Linked DNA regions of Homo sapiens: all the other regions are linked to region 1. A link is a loop called in an ENCODE intact Hi-C map of the cell type or tissue named here. Cell type or tissue: heart right ventricle. All regions are shown on one strand. Region 1 overlaps LURAP1L (leucine rich adaptor protein 1 like). Region 2 overlaps LURAP1L-AS1 (LURAP1L antisense RNA 1). Region 3 overlaps LURAP1L-AS1 (LURAP1L antisense RNA 1). Region 4 has its middle 61 kb from the start of LURAP1L-AS1.

Region 1 (5,000 bases):
CAAACAGTAATATATCTCAATATCTTCTGGAAGATGAAACCTTAAGTCATTTAAGGACGCAAGCAGCAACATTAACTGTTATCAGACTTTGGTTTATTGTAAAATTTAGCAAAGTTTTTCTTGTAATCCCTGACCCATTGCTCTGAAAACAAAAGCAAAAACATAATTATTGCTTATTCTTTTCCCCCTACTTTGTTTGTGCTACTGTAAAAGAAGGGAGAAAATCATTGTAATAAATAAAAAATAGAGATGTAACAGAGAAAAATAAATCAGCTCAGATGAGAAGTATTAGGAGCAACAGCAATACCATTAAGCAGTTTCAAAATCAGCTTCTTTTAAAAAGGTCATCTTATTAAAATAAAAATCACACCAAAAATATAGCAGCGGAGAAGAAGGATAAATACAAGTTCATTGCACACCAGTCCCATGCAAAAAACTGTCACTAGCCAAAGCAGTAGTATTCAGAATCCAATTTAGGACGCTTGTGTAGTGCCTGTGAGTCCTCTATGAGGGAGCTGTCACTGAATTGGTCCAAGTCTGAAGGGGTCTGATGGCCTGGGACATCATCCGCCAACGTGTCCAGATAACTTCCCACGGAAATGCCATCCAGCCCATCACTGCCATCGTGTAGGCTGTTGTAGCTGCCACGTAAGGAGGTGCTCTGACTCTCCAACAAACTGCACAGGCTGCCACTGAGGCTGCTGCCTCTGCTGGTAATGGTGGCTTTTTCTTCGATCATCCACTTGATGGACTCGATGCTCTCATTGATTACAAGCAACTGGCGCATGAGCCTGACGTCTGTGGCTCTGAGGTTAACCTATGGACAAAGAGAGAAGAAAGATATTCCAGCCATTTTACACTCTCGAAAGGCCTCAAATTCATCTGGGGACTGTCTGCTGCAGTTCAGAATTTTAAATTCACAGAATAAAATATAAGTGGACTGGTTGTCAGGAACTTTTTGATAATTGCTGACTGATGGTAGGAGTTATAATAAAAAAAACTCACTTCCTGCCAGATGCATCAGGCTCCAAAAGGCACAATAAAACCCCTGCTGCATCCCTGACCCTAACCAAGTGGCCTGAACATATCATACTGAATGGCAGGTTCTCTACTACAAAATTTATTTTCTCTTTGGCCAGATTAAGTTTATTAATGTTTACGTTGGCGTATATACGTGGGTCCTGAGTCGTGGGGAGAAAAGGAAGGTGAACAAATTAAGGAGTCATCCTCAGCATCGTAGAAGCCTCTAAAAGCCTCTGATTATGGAGTGATAATGTGCCAAGCACCATCATAAAAGTTCAGCATTCATTAGCAAAATCTAATAACACTGTATGACAGGTATTATTATTTTTGTCTTCATTTTACACATGAAGAAAGATAAATCTATAGAAAAGAGTTAAGAGTACAAAAAAGACCTGTATTCTTTATGACTATATCAACATAGACAGTGCTGAATAATGCTTTTGCTTTTAAGAACCAAATTGCTCTAATATTCCCTGAATCCAAAGGATGGGTGATACACTAGGCTGATCCAATTTATGAGACGAAGTGTACAAATATTTCTGTATATCTGACTATTTGTTTCAGATATATCAGGGGCACCCCAATCAAAAGTGGGATACCAGATGTTGGGAAGGTCTGAGAATTCCCTTATGTGCCTTCTAGGTGTGTGGTCCTTTTTTTTTTTTGGGGGGGGGGGGGGGACGGAGTCTCGATCTGTCGTCCAGGCTGGAGTGCAGTGGCGGAATCTCGGCTCACTGCAAGCTCCGCCTCCTGAGTTCACGCCATTCTCCTGCCTCAGCCTCCCGAGTAGCTGGGACTACAGGCCCCCGCCACCACGCCCGGCTAATTTTTGTATTTTTAGTAGAGACGGAGTTTCACCATGTTGGCCAGGATGGTCTCAAACTCTTGACCGCGTGATCCGCCCGCCTCGGCCTCCCAAAGTGCTGGGATTACAGGCGTGAGCCACTGCTCCCGGCAGGTGTGTGGTCCTTCTGATAGCTCTAAGTTACTTCAGGGATATCTATCTCCACAGCCACAAAGCAGGGTCTCTTTGCAGGTCCCACAGTTTACTGTAAACATTTGCTAATATCAAGAGGTGGTGTTTGGGGAGGTGGTGCTGTAAGAACTCCCATGATTGTTCTGTTGGAACAGAAGAGATATGGCTCGAGTACAGAGCCTGGCAGGACCATGTTTGGCCACTAGAGGTCCTAGTCACATTCTCTATGGTTTGTTTGCTTGTTTGTTTTTTGAGACAGTCTCACTCTATTGCCCAGGCGGGAGTGCAGTGGCTCAATCTTGGCTCACTGCAACCTCCGCCTCCTGGGTTCAAATTATTCTCCTGCCTCAGCCTCCTGAGTAGCTGGGATTACAGGCACGCAACACCATGTCCAGCTAATTTTTAGTATTTTTAGTGGAGACAGGGTTTCACCATGCTGGCCAGGCTGGTCTTGAACTCCTGACCTCGTGATCTGCCCTCCTCAGCCTCCCAAAGTGCTGAGATTACAAGCGTGAGTCACCATGTCCGGCCTTCTCTATGGTTTAAAAACCGATTTCTGTCCCTCCAGTTGGGTTACTAACCCAAAAGTCTGGGTCATGCTAATTCTTTCTTTAGGATCCAGAGCTAATTCAGATTTATGTCAGTTTCTGGAATTATCAGACATTCATTCTTGGATGACTCAAACTGTAAGGAAGAAAAGAGCGAATTGTCCTCAAAAGTATTCATTTGTATTGTAAAAATATTTCTGTATGAGGAGTTAATCCATAACTGAAGAGGAACTTTGGATTGAGGGAACATGATGAATAAACATTAGGAGAGATGGAATTTCCATTAATAACTGCAAGAGATGCAAGATTGTACAGGTTTCAAAAGAATAAAAATATATCTATGAATACAAAAAACATAAAGTACAATTTAAAATCCATTAATTTTGCTGGAATACTGAAGTGACTTGAGTCACTTCATCTTCTCTGAACAAAGCACTAAAAATAAATTGCACAGGAAGTAACAAAGAAAATTACTTTTCACTGAGACGTTCATGAACAGAAGGATGTGAACTTAGCCTTGAGAAGCCCCTCTATTTGTTGGGGTGTCTCAATAACCTTGCAATGACTTTATGTTGAGGAAGGAGGTTTCTGACAGTCTTTATGTTTAAATTCCTCCGCACACCCTATGAGCCAGGAAGACAATGGTCAAGTTACAAGTAATATAACAAACATTTATAAATCACCAACAATTTGCCTAGGTCCACTGAGCAGCCCAGAAAAATCAATATGAGTCAAACTTTTGCAAAATCATTCAGCAGGCATCTGTAGCTGATAAAACATGCTGGCCCCTTATAAGCCATGGCAGAATATCAATCTGACCATTTCCCAATAGCCACCCAAATAAATCACGGCTGCATTTATTCACATCTCCACCCTCTCCCATGAAAATGTTCCAGCCCATTCCCAGCTCTGGGCATGCTCCTCTGTCATTCCCCATTCTTGAAAAACTTCACTCTCTTCCTCTCCAAATACTCCCCATTCTTCAAGTCATACTTCTCTCGTCAAGCACTACTTGAGGGCTCCAGCCTCCTCTGCTGGCCTGCTTCACCACTACCGTCCTGTTAGCTTATCTCCTAACATAGCTTAACTTTGTACTGTCATATACTGCCAATGATTGTCTTTTAGCAATTTCAACTAGGCTGTGAGCTCCTTAAAGAAAGAAGCCATGTCTCACATTTCTTCCTTATCTTAAGGTCTGTACTAAGCATTGCTTGATTTTTGGAAATAGTCATAATTGGTTGATTTTTGGAAATAGCCATAATTTTAGGAACTGTGAAAGTTTAGCTCTTAAGACAGTAGTAATACACGTTCCTAACAACTATGCCACCAGGGGTTAAAACATACTTAGAATACATTTTTTGTCAGCAATTTTTCTCTGACTTACACAGTGGCTGCATCAAGTACAAGTTTTTCAGTTTTATTAAGCAGTAAGAAGAAAAGAGGAGTGGACTATGAAGTAACAAAAGCTTCCTTTGACCATGAAATGACTTATTTAAATAAGAAAATCTTTTTTTTTTTTTTTTTTAGTGGAAGCAAAACATTCACAGGCCATTGAACTACTGTTGGGGAAAAAAACGACACAAGCAAGTCAGTTAGAACGTGTTGATCTGGTTGATAATGATTATAGATTCAACTATGTCTAACCCTGTGTCCTCCCGGGAGAGAGTAAACAGCTTCCCACCGTGGGAGCGCTGGGCACGTCAGTTCACACGCTGGCAGGTCCATTACCAGGAGCTCCAGGCACAGAGAGTCCTGGGCTGGCCCAGCTGCTGCACTCTGCTTTCTCCAAGCACCAAGGTGCAGTTATGCTACCGATGACCCTTGAAAGTATGAGCAATTCACCAAACAACTAAATCACAATGACTCTTCTGTCTCTAGTAGCTGCCCCGCCTTTCCTCACTGTTATTCATTTCAGTCTTAATGAAGTCTAGCCATCAATTAAAAATAGAGTAGCCTTGCCCTTGCAGCATGAAACTGTGTGGTTCCTTCTGTTGGAGTCTTATAAGGTCCCTCAACTTGACTCTGAGGATACTGAGAGTTGAGATCTCCTAAAGGTCTGAGTTTAAATGTCACCTCCTAGGAGAAACTGATTCCTGATCAATCATAATATGCAATACCCATGCCTTGATTAATATTACATTTCCATGTATATTTCCTTCATCATATTTATGACTAGTTGAAATCATAATCTTTCTAATGGATTTACTTATTATTTTCTCTTCCCCCCATGAGCATGGAAGCACCACAGAGTGCTTGGGTCTTGATCTTTCCTGGTCACCACTCTATGCCAAAACCTGGAAGAGTATCTCACACAAGTAGGTGCTGAATTAGTACCTGTCCAACATCTGAATAAGAAACTTTGCTTCAGATTGGATTGTCTGTTGGAATCTCGGGTTTTGCTGTGGGTCAGTAATATGTGACTTGAGAGGGAAAAAAAAAGTAGCTTCGGGAAA
Region 2 (5,000 bases), 96 kb after region 1:
CTGGAAGTTCTTTAGGGCAATAACACATATGGAGCTGTTAGTCACCTCCTATGATAACACTGCCTTCTTCTGAGGCTGTTTTGCTGTTAACCTTTTTTTTATATAAGTAGGAGTACCTTCCAAAATAATGACAAAAAGTATAGTATAATCAATACATAAACCAATAACATAGTTGTTTATTATCGTCAAGTATTATATACTGTATATAATTATATGTGCTATATTTTTATATGGCTGGCAGCACAGTAGATTTGTTTACACAAGTATCACCACAAACACGTGAATAATGTGTTGTACTAAGACCTTAAGAGGTCTATGATGTCACTAGGCCATAGGAATTTTTCAGTTCTATTATAATCATGTGGGGCCATCATGGTATATGCCATCTGTCATTGACCAAAACGTTCTTATGTGGTGCATGACTTTATATAATTTGGGCATACATATTTCCCTCTGAATAAAATCTCTGCTACTTGATGTTACTTGGCCTCTCTGAGCTCCATTTTATCTATAACATTAGAATAAATGTACTTAGAAATGAACTTCAGCATGATTGAGAGGTATATATAAAATGATGGAGGCCGGGCGCGGTGGCTCACGCCTGTAATCCCAGCACTTTGGGAGGCCAAGGCGGGCGGGTCACGAGATCAAGAGATCGAGACCACGGTGAAACCCCGTCTCTACTAAAAATACAACAAATTAGCCGGGCATGGTGGTGGGCGCCTGTAGTCCCAGCTACTGGGGAGGCTGAGGCAGGAGAACGGCGTGAACCCGGGAGGCGGAGCTTGCAGTGAGCCGAGATCGCGCCACTGCACTCCAGCCTGGGTGACAGAGCGAGACTCCATCTCAAAAAAAAAAAAAAAAGATGGACTTAGTGTACCCCCAAACCCCTATCCATCCCCCTCAAGGTTTTTGGAGGTTTTATACTTCCTCCACCCTCCTCTTTTCAAAATCTGTTTAAGGGGACGGATTCTAGTAAGATCACTCATACTTAGATGCAAATAAGACTTCAAGAGTCACCTGCCTAAGCATGTGTTTACCAGGTGTCAAAGGTTTTAAATCAAAAGAATGAATCTTTAACTGTGGAATTTTAGGAATTAATTACTTATTGGGGGAGATATTTATTTGTTCAGATATTCAATTCCCTATGCTTTTGTGTTCCAACCATAGAAGTGGTAAGCAGTCTGCTAGCTAGACTAGCCAGCAACCAACTGGACAAGGTGAATACTAAGGAATATTAAAAAGGGATACTTTTCTACGTAGTCATGTTTTTATTTAAATACACACACACACACACGCACACACACATACACACCACACACACACGCAGGTTTCTTGTTTCATCTATGGCTACCTAATATGGATTGCTAGAGGTTTATTTTATAGCTGAGAAAAATGAGGCTTAGGTGACATACATCAAAACGTGGGGGAAACAGATCCAAACCCAAGTAGTCTATTGAAGTAAAAAAAAAAGCAGCTTAAAATATTTAAACTTTAAGACCAGATGAAATTCCCATTTCTTGACCCCTCCTACTGTCTCTAATAGTTATTATTGTCACCAGATTCTCAGTTTCTTCTTTGTGCTGGATACTTTAAATGTATTATAAATTGCATAATGTCCAATCCTTCACAACATAGTTTAAAGACAAGCATTATTATCAAGTTTTCATACTGTAGGCAGTGAATGTCAGAGGGTTCATATTGTACTGGGCAAGAACTCCTTGCTCATAAACCCCCCAAATTTTTCCATCCTCCTGTCTCACTAGTTGGGAATATACTTGAATTATCCCAACGATCAGAATTCACATTTTTCTTTAATTAAAAATTTTTAGAGACAGCATCTCACTCTGACCCAGGCTGTTCTTCCTACCTCAGCCTTTCAAGAGCTGGGACTACTACTACCGCCACGCCCAACTAATACCAAGAATTGAAGTTCAGTGTCACATCTACTTTTGAAAATCTTTGGGTGATAACACTATGGATGAAAAGGGTACAAGGTCCCTTTTATTTAGGAAGATCTACTCTAACCACTGCCCACTAATTTAATATTTTTTCAACTATGTTTTTGTAAAGATTGTAAAGGAAATATCAACTTGTCCGCTGACAGTTTGCACTAGTATAAATGGGTAGCTGGGAGAACAGCTTCACTCTACACAGGCACATACACGTGACTGGAGTTCAATATATTATTATATATATATTCGATATATATATATTCTAAAATAATGACATACCTATATATCTATACTGAACACCATCCTTGCATTAAGTTCCTATTTTTGTGATTTGCTCTCTATTGAGAATAAAATATTGCCACCTTGTGGAAGTTAGAAGTTGTGAAATCAGTGCCTTCCAAGTTCACTCAGTTTTGTTCAATTTGATAAATATCAATTTGCTTCCATCCTGTCTTAGATCATCTGCAGGGTATCTGGTCACAAAAATAAGTAAGACATGGTTTCTGCCCACCAAGAACACAATATCACAAGCATGAAGGTGTGGAAACTGTCAAGGATACGCCTTGGACAAATTGCATTGCAAAGGACTGCACCCAGCAAGGTCATGAGGGAAGTTTATGTGGAGTGAATGACTCTTGCCTGGTGGACTACTGAGAAGTAGTTAGGTGGATAAACAGTAGACTAGCGGGAACAGCATGAACAATAGCCTGGAAGTATGAAGACGTATGGGTCTTTCAGAGAAGCAAACATTTCATAGGCTTAGAACTTAAAATTTGGGAAGAGGAAGAGACAGAAGATGAGCTTGCCAAATTATCACAGACTGGTCCCAGAAGGCATAAAATACCATGTTGAGATTGTCCTTTACTCTGTTAAGTGAGGCAGGGAGATAGTTAAGATTTAGTAAATCAAGCCTTGGAAGAGAGGAGCATTGTTTGGAGGCAGTGAGAAAACTATGGTGGATCAGGCTTCAGTTCTATCAGTGAAGGAGAGGCAGGACAGAGGAAGTTACAGAAAGGCCGTGTGGTATTGGACTCACATTCAGAGACTCTCAAATATAGACATCTAATATTATCTTCAAGTGAAAGTATGCATTCAATCTCAGACAAACACTGACAGTTTTGAAAGAACATATTATCAAACAATTTTAAACTTGTATTTCAATATTAGTCATATTTCCCGTAACGCAGTCTGAATTTTTTATAAGCCCTATAATTTTCTCATGAATAGCACCATTTTACTTGCATTGAAACCATTAGTTCATTCAGTTTAGTATTTAATATATATACAGTGATAACTAACTTAGCATTTTTTTTCAGTATGTTAACATACTGAAAGTTTCAGGAAATGAAAATGTTGTAGGCCTTTTTAAAGGGTTGCAGAGGTCTAGCTAGGCAGTGGTGAAAAATTCGAGAGAGAAGAGACTTGAAAAATATTTGTTGAAGATTCATGAGCAGACATGTTGTATATTCATTATAAAGGTGGGGTGGCCAACTGGCAGATTAAAGAGAAAGGAGGAATCCAAATTGACTGCCTGGTTTCTCCTGAAGTGTCTCATAGATGGTAGCACTTTTAGCTGAGGAGGGATGAGGCATGTTTTATAGGGAAAAGAAATAGTTTCATTTTGGGTATTTGGAATTTGAAAGTCTCGAGAGCTAGTCAAATGGATTTCTCTAGCCAGCAATTAAATATGTGAAATTGAAGCTCATGGCAGTGTCTAAGGCTAAATATAGAGATTCAGGAATTATTAGCCTAGGGAAGGTAATTAAAAGTATGAAAATGGTTGAGATCACTTAAGGAGAGCTTATAGCCTGCAAAGAGCAATAAACTCGGGATGCTCCCTTGGGACTCTTCTTAAATCTGAAAGATGTTTTCACACGGGCAGGTGAGTCAACCTTTCTTGTGCAAGCTGTGACTACTAAAGCCATCTTAATTACATGAACATGTAAAGAAAAGGAAAGCAAACCAATAAACAAACTAGGTTTAGAGGAGGAATTTGAAATTCTCTGCTAATTGGTGAAACCAAAATGTCTATCATAGAAGTATTCTAAGTAGAAATATAGCATAAAAAGATTCCATGTAAAGAGGAGGAAAAATAATTGGAGAGCAGGAAATTTGGGGGAAGATTTATGAGGTAAAAGCAGAATTCTTCAGTCAGTTTTACAGTCTTGATTCAGTGTCTTCTATCATTGCCAGAAAACTGTCTAAGAATAAACTTTTCACAGCAGTTTAATGAAGAAAAATGAAGAATTTGGAACTGGCCTCATTTTTATCTATTGGTAATAACTGAGCCAATTTCTCAAAATGGGCACACAAAGAGAGTATTTATGGTAAGCTCAAAAATGACCCCCGAAGATGTTCAGGTCCTAATACCTGGAACCTGTGAATGTTACCTTATGTGATAAAGTGGACCTCGAAGATGTGATTAAATTAGGGACTTTCAAAGGAAGAGATTATCCTGGATTATTTGGTGGGTGGGTCCTAAATGCAATCACAAATTTTCGCATAAAGTAAAGATGGAGGGAGATTTGACAGAGGCAAAGAAGGCCATGTGACATAAGGACATGTAAGCAGAGTCAGAGAAGATATGATCCTACTGGCTTTGGAGATAGAGAAAGGGCCATGAACCAAGGAATGCAAGGTATGACACTTTCTGTAGAAGCTAGAAAAGGCAAAGAAAAAGACCTCCCGAGACAGTACAGGCCTGACCATGCATGGGTGTCAGCCCGGTGACTTTGTAAAAACAGCTTTCAGAAGTGAAAAAAATAAATTTGTCTTGTTTTAGGCCACTAGGTTTGTTGTAATTTGTTACAGTAGCAAATATAAAACTAAAACAGTACTTTGAACTTATAAAATAATTTCACTAGAGATCTTCAAAGATATTCTTAAAAAAAATTTACTTAAGCAGAATTAAAATTATTTAATGTTTTGACAAAGTACAAAATAAAGTCTCAAAAAAAGTTGACACTGTCCCAACCTTATTCTCTGGAGAACACTGATAGATGAAATTTAATCTTGAACTATGAGAGTGACATGATCAGTTAGGTT
Region 3 (5,000 bases), 84 kb after region 1:
CAAACTGATTTGTTTCCTTCAAAATCCAGTCAAGCTCTAAGGCTGAAGATGAGCTCAACTGAAGGGACTTTGTGTCTTTAGACATAAAAGTTTCTGTGAACTTCAAATTACACGTTTTCTGCATTGATACCATTGTGTAATGGCTGCGAGCCTCATTTTGCTAAAGCTAAACAGAGCTAGGCTCCCTGGTGGATAATAGATTGTTGGTCTAACTTTGAGGCTGAGAAACAACTGTGTTATAAGATAGCACGTATTCCTGAAGTCAGTATCCTTACAGACAAAGGACAACTCTCTCTTCTGTAATTTCTCAGTTAATCTCACAGACGCCACACTTTCTGCCCTTGTTACTCCTTGTGAGATGCTATATTTATTGGCTTGTAGTCACTCACAAACTGTGTTTGGATGCAATATATGGGTTCCATGCCTGAAATAAAATTCCATGATGATAGCCTTTTCTTATTCTCAGGGAAATAACATATTAAATGGATAGATTTTCCTTAACTTTGAATTTTTATTCTGTAAGTTTTTTTTGAAAGTTTTTCTGTCTGTCACCACATATCCAGTGGGAGATTACTACTCATTTAGAATAAAGCAATGTGTTTGTTATTTAAACATATATAAATCTTCCGGGGATATTTGCTAAAATATCTATGACTTCTAGGTGCCTTGTCACCCAGATGAGTGAAACCATTAGTGTACTAATCTAAGCTATAATTATAAGGTACCTGAATCATAATTTGATACATGAAAGTATCAGGACTCACCTGAGTGAGGGCATTGCTGAACCAGTCACCAGGTAGGAGCGATTTTTTTTAGATAAGAAAACAGATTTGAGGCTGGGTGCCCTGGTTCAAGTCTGAAATTCCAGCACTTTGGGTGGCCAAAGTGAGGGAATCACTTGAGACCAGGAGTTCAAGACCAGCCTGGACAGCATGGTGAAACCCTTTCTCTACAAAAAAATTCAAAAATTAGCCAGCTGTGGTGGCACCTATAGACTCAGCTATTCTGGAGGCTGAGGCAGGAGGATCGCTAGACCTTGGGATGTCAAGACTTCAGTAAGTTGTGATTGTGCCACTGCACTCCAGCCTAGGTGACAGAGTGAGACCCTGCCTCAAATAAAAAAAAAAAGAAAACAAAACAAAACAGGAAAACAGATGTTAGATGGAGAGTTTTAATGGAAGTTCTACAGGAATCTCCAATTCTTAGTCTTCACCTTGAAAGTGCCACGTTGTCTAGAGGAAAGCTCCTTGGGAGGTAGGTGTATAATTTTATTCTCTTAAAGAGGAGGCTGGGAGATCAGATCAGCTGCTGTAAGTTCTGAGGTTCCAGGGCTGCAGAGAGCTTGTCTCTATACGTGGAGATGCAGCTATGCTGCAGCACGTAAAACATTCAACCTGGGAATGAGACCATCTACCTAAGGCTAATGCAGATCATACTCACATTGGAAAAACAAAATAAGTGAATTTGAATAATGTATTATCTTAGTTTAAAAGAATAAATATAGAAGGGAAAAGTTAATACTTTTCTGAAAGCAATCCATGAATAGTTCACCAAAATAACCTGGTCATGTGGTGTAATTTCTTGTCATTCATTCTTACACTGAAAGATTAAAAAATATAATTTGCTGTAGTTCTTGCAGTCCTTTTAAAACATGATTTTTTAATTAAAAATTTAAACAGTAACAAGGCAGCACAGGAAAACATGTGACTAAATATCAAAAGAGCTGGTGATTAAATGGGCAGGTTTGGGAATATGACCAAGATATTGGGGCAATGAAATTGTAAGTCATCTTAAATTTTCCATCCTTGTTTCATTGTCTTTGTTTCCTTGCCTACAGGTATCACATGTAAAGCTTTTCATACAAGCTTCTGAGTGCAAGCAGATGGAATTGGGAAGGTGGAACAATGGTCTTTGTCTCATGCCCTTATTTACCACTACTAATTGTGCATGTGCTTTTGTGCACAACATTATATCCTGTTGTTCCCCTCCTTCTACGCCAAATGCTGCTGCTTTTTAAATTAAAATTGGTTCTCAATAACCGCATTTAGGAAATCCCCTAGAAGTATTTTTGTACCTTCCTGCATCCTGAATGCAATTTTACCTAGAATATCTTGAGAAAGGAAAAACCCTTAGTATCTCTTATCCTGTCCTGACCCAGATTGGTTTGCTGCTTGTTCCATCTAATAAAATGACCTCATGCAGTCATAACAATGTAAGGCCATGATGAATGTAGCTAGCAACAGACGTTTAACCATTCAACTCTCACAATAACTTTGAGCCTTTCATGTGTACACAGTTAAGTCTATTTGTAAACTGACTAGACATGTCGGTTTTCTTTTCCTGAACATTCAAATGTGTTAAGAACAGATTAGCTGAAGCAATGATATTTTACAGTCAAAATTGCTGCAGTGATACACATGTAAAATTGTTGCCCGAAAGTCTGGGAAAGTAAACCTCATTATGATAGAATAAGTCCACAAAATTTACATTTAGCTTTAGCAGCAGTGTATTGTAAAGTCATGGTGCTGACAGTGGCTGGCTTATTCTCCCCTTAGTCTGTTTGTAACTTTCTGAATGTAAAAAGCATGGAAAGAGGCTGTCACGCAGGGCCACACCTACAGTCATATTTAAGGAGAATTACACATTCATGGGATTCTTATGAAAGGACCAGACATAGGCAGCCATAATGCTACCAAGAGTCTCAAACTCTAGCTTATTGGACTGGAGCTGTAGATCTGATGCAAGAGAAACAAATCCAAAGTAATCTATTGTATGCTGGGCCAATTATTTTCATCTCTTTAGGATTCTGAACTGGAAATAATAAAATGAGCTGGCAGCTTGAGGCAGCACAACACAGAAAGAATGAAAAGAGCAATTCCATGCTGTGGAATCAATTACGTGAGGAATAATGGCAGGCTAAAAGTGTGACATAACACCAACTAAGAGTAAGTGAAAATGATGTGATAGAGAACTATAGGGAGTAGAGGAGAAACAAATATTGAGAAAAAGGATAACTGAACAGAGAAAGGGTAGGAAAAGAGAAATACTGGGAAGCTGGTAATTTCTGAAGTCACTCAGATCATTGATGGCTTGCCTGACTCAGATAAATTCCTATTTGGATTAGTTTCCTGTGGCTGCTATAACAAATTATCCCAAACTTGGTAGCTTAAAACAAGAGAAATTTATTCTCTCACAATTAAGGAGGCCAGCATCAGAAATCAAGCTGTTGACAGGATGTGCTCCCTCTGGAGGTTCTGGGACAGAATTCATTCCATGCCTTTCACCGTGTGGTGGCTGCAGACATCCCTTGGTTTGTGGCCACATCACTCAGATCTTTACCTCTGTGTTCACATTGCCTTCTCCTCTGTATATATGTGTCTAGTCTCCTGCTGCCTTTTGCTTATAAGGACACTTGTAATGTCAGTTAGAGCCTACCCAGAGAATGCAGGATACTCTTCTCATCTCAACGTCCTTGACTTAATTACCTCTGGAAAATCCTTTTACCAAATAAGGTACAATTCACAGATGCCTGGGATTAGGGGGAATATATCTTTGGGAGCCATTGTCAGTCTTCTATACTATTCATGTGACATAGTGCAACAAAGCTCATTTTTCTGAAGGAGACTTGACAGTATCAGGGTAGTTCTTTAGAAGTGAAAATAATAAAAAAGGGAAAGTTAGGTGTCACTTGGTTCTTTGCAAGCTGCACCACCCTCTAATCCTTGCATTTCAAGGTCACAGTGGAGGTCTAATATGGGTGGGGAGAGAAAAACGACCATGCCTTCTCTTGACAAGAAACCATGAAATAGTTCAGAACTTATCTGTGGCAATCTCAATATAGTCCCCAAATATTTATGTTCACAGATATGGCCTCCAGAAAAAAAGGGCCAGAATTCTTTTGTATTAAATTAGTAAAATACCTGCTGTTTTGCCATCATTAATTTATGTATCATTCATTTGATAAATGTTTATTTATTATCTATGGTTTTCCATGTTTCTTTTAAGGTCCTAGGTTGCAAATTTGGAAAACTATGTCCTTTCTTCAAGTAACTCACAGGCTGGTGGGGAAGAAGATACATACAACAGAAATATAGTTTGATTCCTGCTATAAAGGAGGTATACACAATGTGCAGTACGATCATGAGGACAGCAAGAGCTTGATGCTTGGGGGTAGTAAGGAAGTAGAGGCTTGCTTGTTCTGTCAGTTTTGGAGGACGAGGACACAGTGGGTAGAGAAAATTCAAGGAGAACGAGAAATCCCTGCAAGAGAGAGTACCTTCTGCAGTCATCACCTGACGCTTAAATTCCATAGTTATGGAATTTAGGGGACTTAAATTCTATGCAACCTGGTAAATAAGTCAAAAAAAACACTTTGTGGGTTATCAGTTATTTACGCATTTGTAGAAATCACTTTATCAGGTCTTTTCATGAGAACAGGATTTAAGGGGAGCTGGATAGAGAGTAAACGAGGTTACTAGAGGTGAGTGGAAAAGCAAAAATAATATTGTTGTGCATTGACTATGTTCCTGGCCCTCTGATTGGTATTTCATTTTATCTCTATTAATAGCCTTGGGAAACCTGTGAGGTGTGTATTTTTATGTTGTTGCTTCGATTTTATAAATAAAAAAGTGAAATTCAAAATGGGAATTAACTTGTCCAAGGTTATTCAGCCAATAAATGGCCAAGCTGATATTTTAACCTGCTCTGTCAGGGCAAGATTGTTCAGTCTTAGGGAAAAGATTGTGCAAGGGTACAGAGGCATGAAAGAATATGGTATTGTTTAGAGGGATGCTTGAGTAAAAACAGATGCTTGAGAAGTTATAGAAGATGAAACTGAAAAGGTAAACAAAGATCAGCTTAAAGTGACTCTTCATCACTCGAGAATTATGGAGTTGGATCCGGTTTTCCTCAAGTTTCATGATCATTCAATGGGACCTTGCCCCAAACAGGTCAGCATTTAGTCAGTGGGCAAATCTGATTGTTTCTTCTATTTCCCATGG
Region 4 (5,000 bases), 56 kb before region 1:
ATAATACTTAGCTTAAAACACAACACATTCTACAGTTGTACAAAAATATTTTCTTTCATTATATCCTTATTCTACAAGATTTTTCTATTTTTTACGTTTTTATTTCTTTTTAGTTTTTAGGCTTTTTAATTGAAAACTAAGACACAAACACACACATTAGCCTAAGCACACAGGGTCGGGATCATCAGTATCACTGTCTTCTACCTCCACATCTTGTCCCACTGGAAGGTTTTCAGGGGCAATAACATGCATGGGGCTGTCATCTACTATGATAACAGTATCTTCCTCTAGAATACCTCCTGAAGGACCTGCCTGAGGCTGTTTTTGACTTAAAAAAATAAGCAGAAGGAGTACACTCCAAAATAACAATAAAAAGTATAGCAAATACATAAACCAGTAATATAGTCACTTATTGTCATTATCAAGTATTATGTACCGTACATGATTATATGTGCTATACTTTTATACAATTAGCAGTACAGTAGGTTTGTTTACACTGGCATTATCAGCACAAACATCTAAGTAATGTCTTGCTCTATGACACTATGATGGCTGTGACTTCACTAGAAGATAGTAATTTTTAGCTCTACTATAATCTTTTGGTACTACCATCCCATATGTTGTCTGTCATTATGCAGCACATAGCTGTATATACTATTAGCAGGATTTGTTGCTGTGGTAGTGGTGGTTATTGTTAGTCTTGGATTTAGTCGGGATTAGAAAGGAAATGGGAGTAGCTCTGACATGAGTCTTTGTGCATCTGTTTCCCCTAAATTGCTTAATTGGACCTTAAACTCCTTCAGAATCTGAATACCGCATGTTCTCTGATACTTTCCTGCTTATATTCTATACTCCACATCTTTTGAAGTTTTTACAAATTCCCTAATTAGCCAGGGTTTTTCATGTTTTCTCATCTTTGTACACATTGTTCCTTCTGTCCAGAAGGCCCTTCTCTAACCCCATGAGTATATATAGTTTATTAAAAATTCATTTTAGATATAAAGCTTTAGGCAACCTCCTAAGGTATTGATAGTTTTAGTTCCTCTAATCTTGCTGTAACTATGAATATTTATATTGACTTCTTTTTGCACTTACTTCATTTTATATGTCTGGCTACTCATTAGACTGTGAGCCTGTCTTCATTTTCATGGTGCCAAGTAGTTCCTCAACATGTCTGACGTATGTATGAATGAAGACCAACAACTTTCATTAAGTTTTTCCCAACTATTTTTTATCAGTAATCATGCTATCTTCCTTGAATTCCTAGTGAACAGCTTTCCATAGTTGCACAAATCAGTCTTTTAAGCAAATACCACAAATTAGGTAATCTGTAACATTTGGAAAGTCTTAATAGAGTTGTTCTTTACTAATGCATAAATGAATTTATTCAACAAGTATTCATTGAGTGTCTTCTGTGCTCAAAGCACTATACTAGGTAACATAGGAGATAGAGATACAATATACTCAGAGTACTCAATCAACAATTATAAAGTAAAGTAAGGCAAAACCGTAATGAGACACTGGAAAGAAAGAGATACTGTCTTAGAAACTAACAGTGGAAAAGAGAGCACCATTAATCTTTTTTAAAAACTATTATGGTAAAAAAAATAACATGAAATTTACCCTTTTAACAAGTGTTAAGTGCACAGTACAGTGTTGTTAACTACAGGTACAGTGTGGTACAGGGGATCTCTAGAACTTCATCTTGCATGATTGAAATTTTAATGCCCACTGAAAAGCAACTCCTCATTTCCCACTTGCTTCAGCCCTCGGCAATCACCATTCCACTCTCTGATATGATGAATTTGACTGTTTTGGGTACCTCATATAAGTAGAATAATTCAGTATTAGTTCTTTCATGACTGGCTTATTTCACTTAGCATAATGTCTTCCAGGTTCATTCATGATGCAGCATAGAACAGAATTTTCCTTTTAAAGGCTTAATAATATTCCATGGTACATATATACATCACATTTTGTTTAATCCATTCATGCATCAGTGAACAGTTGGGTTGCTTCCACATTTTGGCCATTGTGAATAATGCTGCAATGAATATGAGTGTCAAATATCTCTTTAAGATACTATTTTTAATTATTTTGGATAAATATCCAGAAGTGGGATTTCTAGATCATATGGTAGTTACATTTAATTTTTTGAGGAAGCTTTCTATTGTTTTCCACAACAGCTGCACTGTTGCACATTTCCACCAACAGCATCCAAGGGTTTCAATTTTTCCAAGGCAGCAAAAATTTGTTCTTTTCCTTTTTCTTTTTGTAATGGCCATCCTAAAAAGTGTGAGGTGATGTCTTATTGTGGTTTTGATTTGCATTTCCCTGATGATTAAGATATTAGGCATTTTTTCACATAGCTGTTGGCCATTTATGTGCTCTCTTTGTAGAAATATCTTTTCAGTTCCTTCATCCATTTTAAATCAGATGATTCACCTCTTTGCTATTGAATTATAAGCAGTTATTTATATATTTTGGATCTTAAGTCCTTATCAGATATATAGTTTGCAAATATTCTCCTGTTCTGTAAGTTGCCTTTTCAACTGTTGATTGTTTCCTTTCCTGTGCAAAGGCTTTTAGTTTGTTGTAGTCCCACTATCCTATTTTTGCTTTTGTTGTCAGTGCTTTTGGTTTTGTACCCATGAAAGCATTGCCAAGACCAATGTAATGAAGGTTCCTCTCTGTTTTCTTCTATGAGTTTCATAGTTTCAGGTCTTATGTTTAAATATTTAGTCCATTTTGAGTTTATTTTTCTGTGTGGTAAAATATAAAGTTCTAATATTATTTGTTTGCAGGTAGATTCTAGTGCACAATCCTCACAGAGGTTAGAGTGAACCAACATCACACCACTGTATTCCGGCCTGGGTGACAGAGTGAGACCCTGCCTCAAAAAACAAAACAACCCCCTCCAAAAAAATCCCCCAAACAAACAAAGCTACAGTTGTTATTGATAGGGAAGGACTTATTATTGGCATTTTGTTGCATGTTAGAACGTTCCTTTCTTTTTTTTTTTTTTGGTTATGTTTTCCAAGAAGACAGCTGGGATAATTTTGCCTTTTGCATTTGGATGTCTAATTTCCTGGACGCCATTTGTTGAGGAGACTATACATTCCCCATTGTGCATTCTATGCACCCTTTTAGAAGATCAGTTGTCCTTTCATGTGTGGGCTTGTTTCTGGACTCGCTGTTGTGTTCCATTGGTGTGTACATCTGTCTTTATGCCAGTACCATCATGTATTAATTACTGTAGTTTTGGAAAGTGTTTTGAAATTAGAAAGTATGAGGCCCTCCAGCTGTATTCTTCTTTCTCAAGATTGTTTTGGTTATTCAGAGTTTTTTTCTTTTCTTTTTTTTTTATTTTTTAAAACAATTTTTTAAATATTTTATTGTAAGTTCTGGGATACATGTGCAGAATGTGCAGGTTTGTTACATAGGTAAATGTTTGTCACAGTGGTTTGCTGCACCTATCAACCCATCACCTAGGTATTAAGCCCAGCATACATTAGTTATTTTTCCTGATGCTCTCTCTCCCCCTGCATCCCCCACCACAAGGCCCCAGTATGTGTTCTTCCCCTCCCTGTGTCCACATGTTCTCATTAATCAGCTCCCACTTATAAGTGAGAACATGCGGTGCTTGGTTTTCTGTTCCTGCATTAGTTTGCTGAGGATAATGGCTTCCACCTCTATCTATGTCCATGCAAAGGACACGATCTCATTCATTTTTACGGCTGCATAGCATTCTATGGTGTATATGTACCACATTTTCTTTATCCAGTCTATCATTGATAGGCATTTGGGTTGATTCCATGTCTTTGCTATTATGAATAATGCTGCAGTGAACATACATGTGCGTGTATCTTTGTAACAGAATGATTTATATCCCTGACTGTACTAAAAATACCAAAAAAAAAAAAAAAATGGTGGTACATGCCTGTGGTCCCGGCTACTCAAGAGGCTGAGGTGGGAGGATAGCTTGAGCCTGGGAGGTGGAGGTTGCAGTGAACCAACATCACACCACTGTATTTCCAGCCTGGGTGACAGAGCGAGACTGCCTCAAAAAACAAACAACCCCCTCAAGAAAACCCCCAAAACAAACAAAAATACAGTAGTTATTGATAGGGAAGGACTTATTATTGCCATTTTGTTAATTTTTTCCTGTCAGCCTGTAGTTCTTTTGACCCTCTTTTATTTTCTTGCTGTCTTCCTTTGTGCTTAATTGATCATTATTTTATTTTTTGTAGAGACCAGCGCTTACCACGTTGTCCAGGCAGGTCTCAAACTCCTGGGCTCAGGCGATCCTCCCACCTCAACCTTCCAAAATGGCAGGATAACAAGTGTGAACCACTGCATCCAGCCTATTTTCTTTTGTAGTGGCATGCTATGATTCCTTTCTCATTTTCTTTTTTACATCTTCTAGAGGTATTTTCTTTGTAGTTACCATGGGGCTTACATAAAGCACCTTACAGTTATAACAATGTATTTTAAGCTGATAATGTAACTTTAATTACATATAAAATCTCTACACTTTTACTTCTGTCCTCCCCCCACACTTTATGTGTTTGCCATCACAAATTGCACCTTTTTGTATTGTGTACCATTAACATATGCTTATAGTTATAGTTATTTTTTAACTTTTGTGTTGGACTTCTATACCAGAATTAAACATGGTTTATGCATCACAATTATAGTATTAGAGTATCCTATATCATCTACATATTAATATTTATCTTTACACATGAATATAATTTTGTATTCTTTTCAATTAGAAACTTTCTTTCTGGCCTCATTTAACCAGTCTACTGATTCCCCACAATTACTTTGCATACATTTCTAAAATAAATGAAAGTCTGTTCAACTCCATTTCAATACCACTGAAAGACAATCAGTTCACAATCAAGAGGTAAACTCATCTTAACAGTAAAGGGCTCGTGGCTCTTTGTTTTGTACTAAAGGCCTTATTTTCATCATCGATGAGAACAATGGGCATTTTT

Evidence for each region. A loop is a pair of places that touch in the nucleus more often than their neighbours do. Peaks named below come from ENCODE experiments on the same cell type or tissue, not always from the same donor. Only the 100,000 strongest peaks of a DNase experiment are listed, where the experiment ranks them.
Region 2: it touches region 1 in a loop (2.4-fold over the local background); 24 of 110 quality-filtered maps call a loop at or near these places.
Region 3: a loop joins it to region 1, with 2.8 times the contacts of the local background. A loop is called at or near these places in 23 of 110 quality-filtered maps.
Region 4: a loop joins it to region 1, with 2.4 times the contacts of the local background. A loop is called at or near these places in 25 of 110 quality-filtered maps.

Annotation. Positions count from the first base shown.
Region 1 is chr9:12,817,203-12,822,202 of GRCh38, reverse strand. LURAP1L (leucine rich adaptor protein 1 like) reads right to left here. Exons shown (of 2, transcript NM_203403.2): 2 at 1-817. The coding sequence ends at 443. Among named protein-coding and RNA genes, the nearest start is that of LURAP1L-AS1, 5.3 kb to the right of the region's middle. In heart right ventricle, a CTCF peak has its summit at 2,220; no DNase peak of the experiment used is centred here; H3K27ac peaks cover 1,907 bases.
Region 2 is chr9:12,721,172-12,726,171 of GRCh38, reverse strand. All of the region lies in intron 3 of LURAP1L-AS1 (LURAP1L antisense RNA 1), which reads left to right. Among named protein-coding and RNA genes, the nearest start is that of TYRP1, 30 kb to the right of the region's middle. In heart right ventricle, a CTCF peak has its summit at 2,327 (motif pointing left); no DNase peak of the experiment used is centred here.
Region 3 is chr9:12,732,946-12,737,945 of GRCh38, reverse strand. All of the region lies in intron 3 of LURAP1L-AS1 (LURAP1L antisense RNA 1), which reads left to right. Among named protein-coding and RNA genes, the nearest start is that of LURAP1L, 40 kb to the left of the region's middle. In heart right ventricle, no CTCF peak of the experiment used is centred here; no DNase peak of the experiment used is centred here; H3K27ac peaks cover 864 bases.
Region 4 is chr9:12,872,796-12,877,795 of GRCh38, reverse strand. No RefSeq gene overlaps it. Among named protein-coding and RNA genes, the nearest start is that of LURAP1L-AS1, 61 kb to the right of the region's middle. In heart right ventricle, no CTCF peak of the experiment used is centred here; no DNase peak of the experiment used is centred here; H3K27ac peaks cover 943 bases.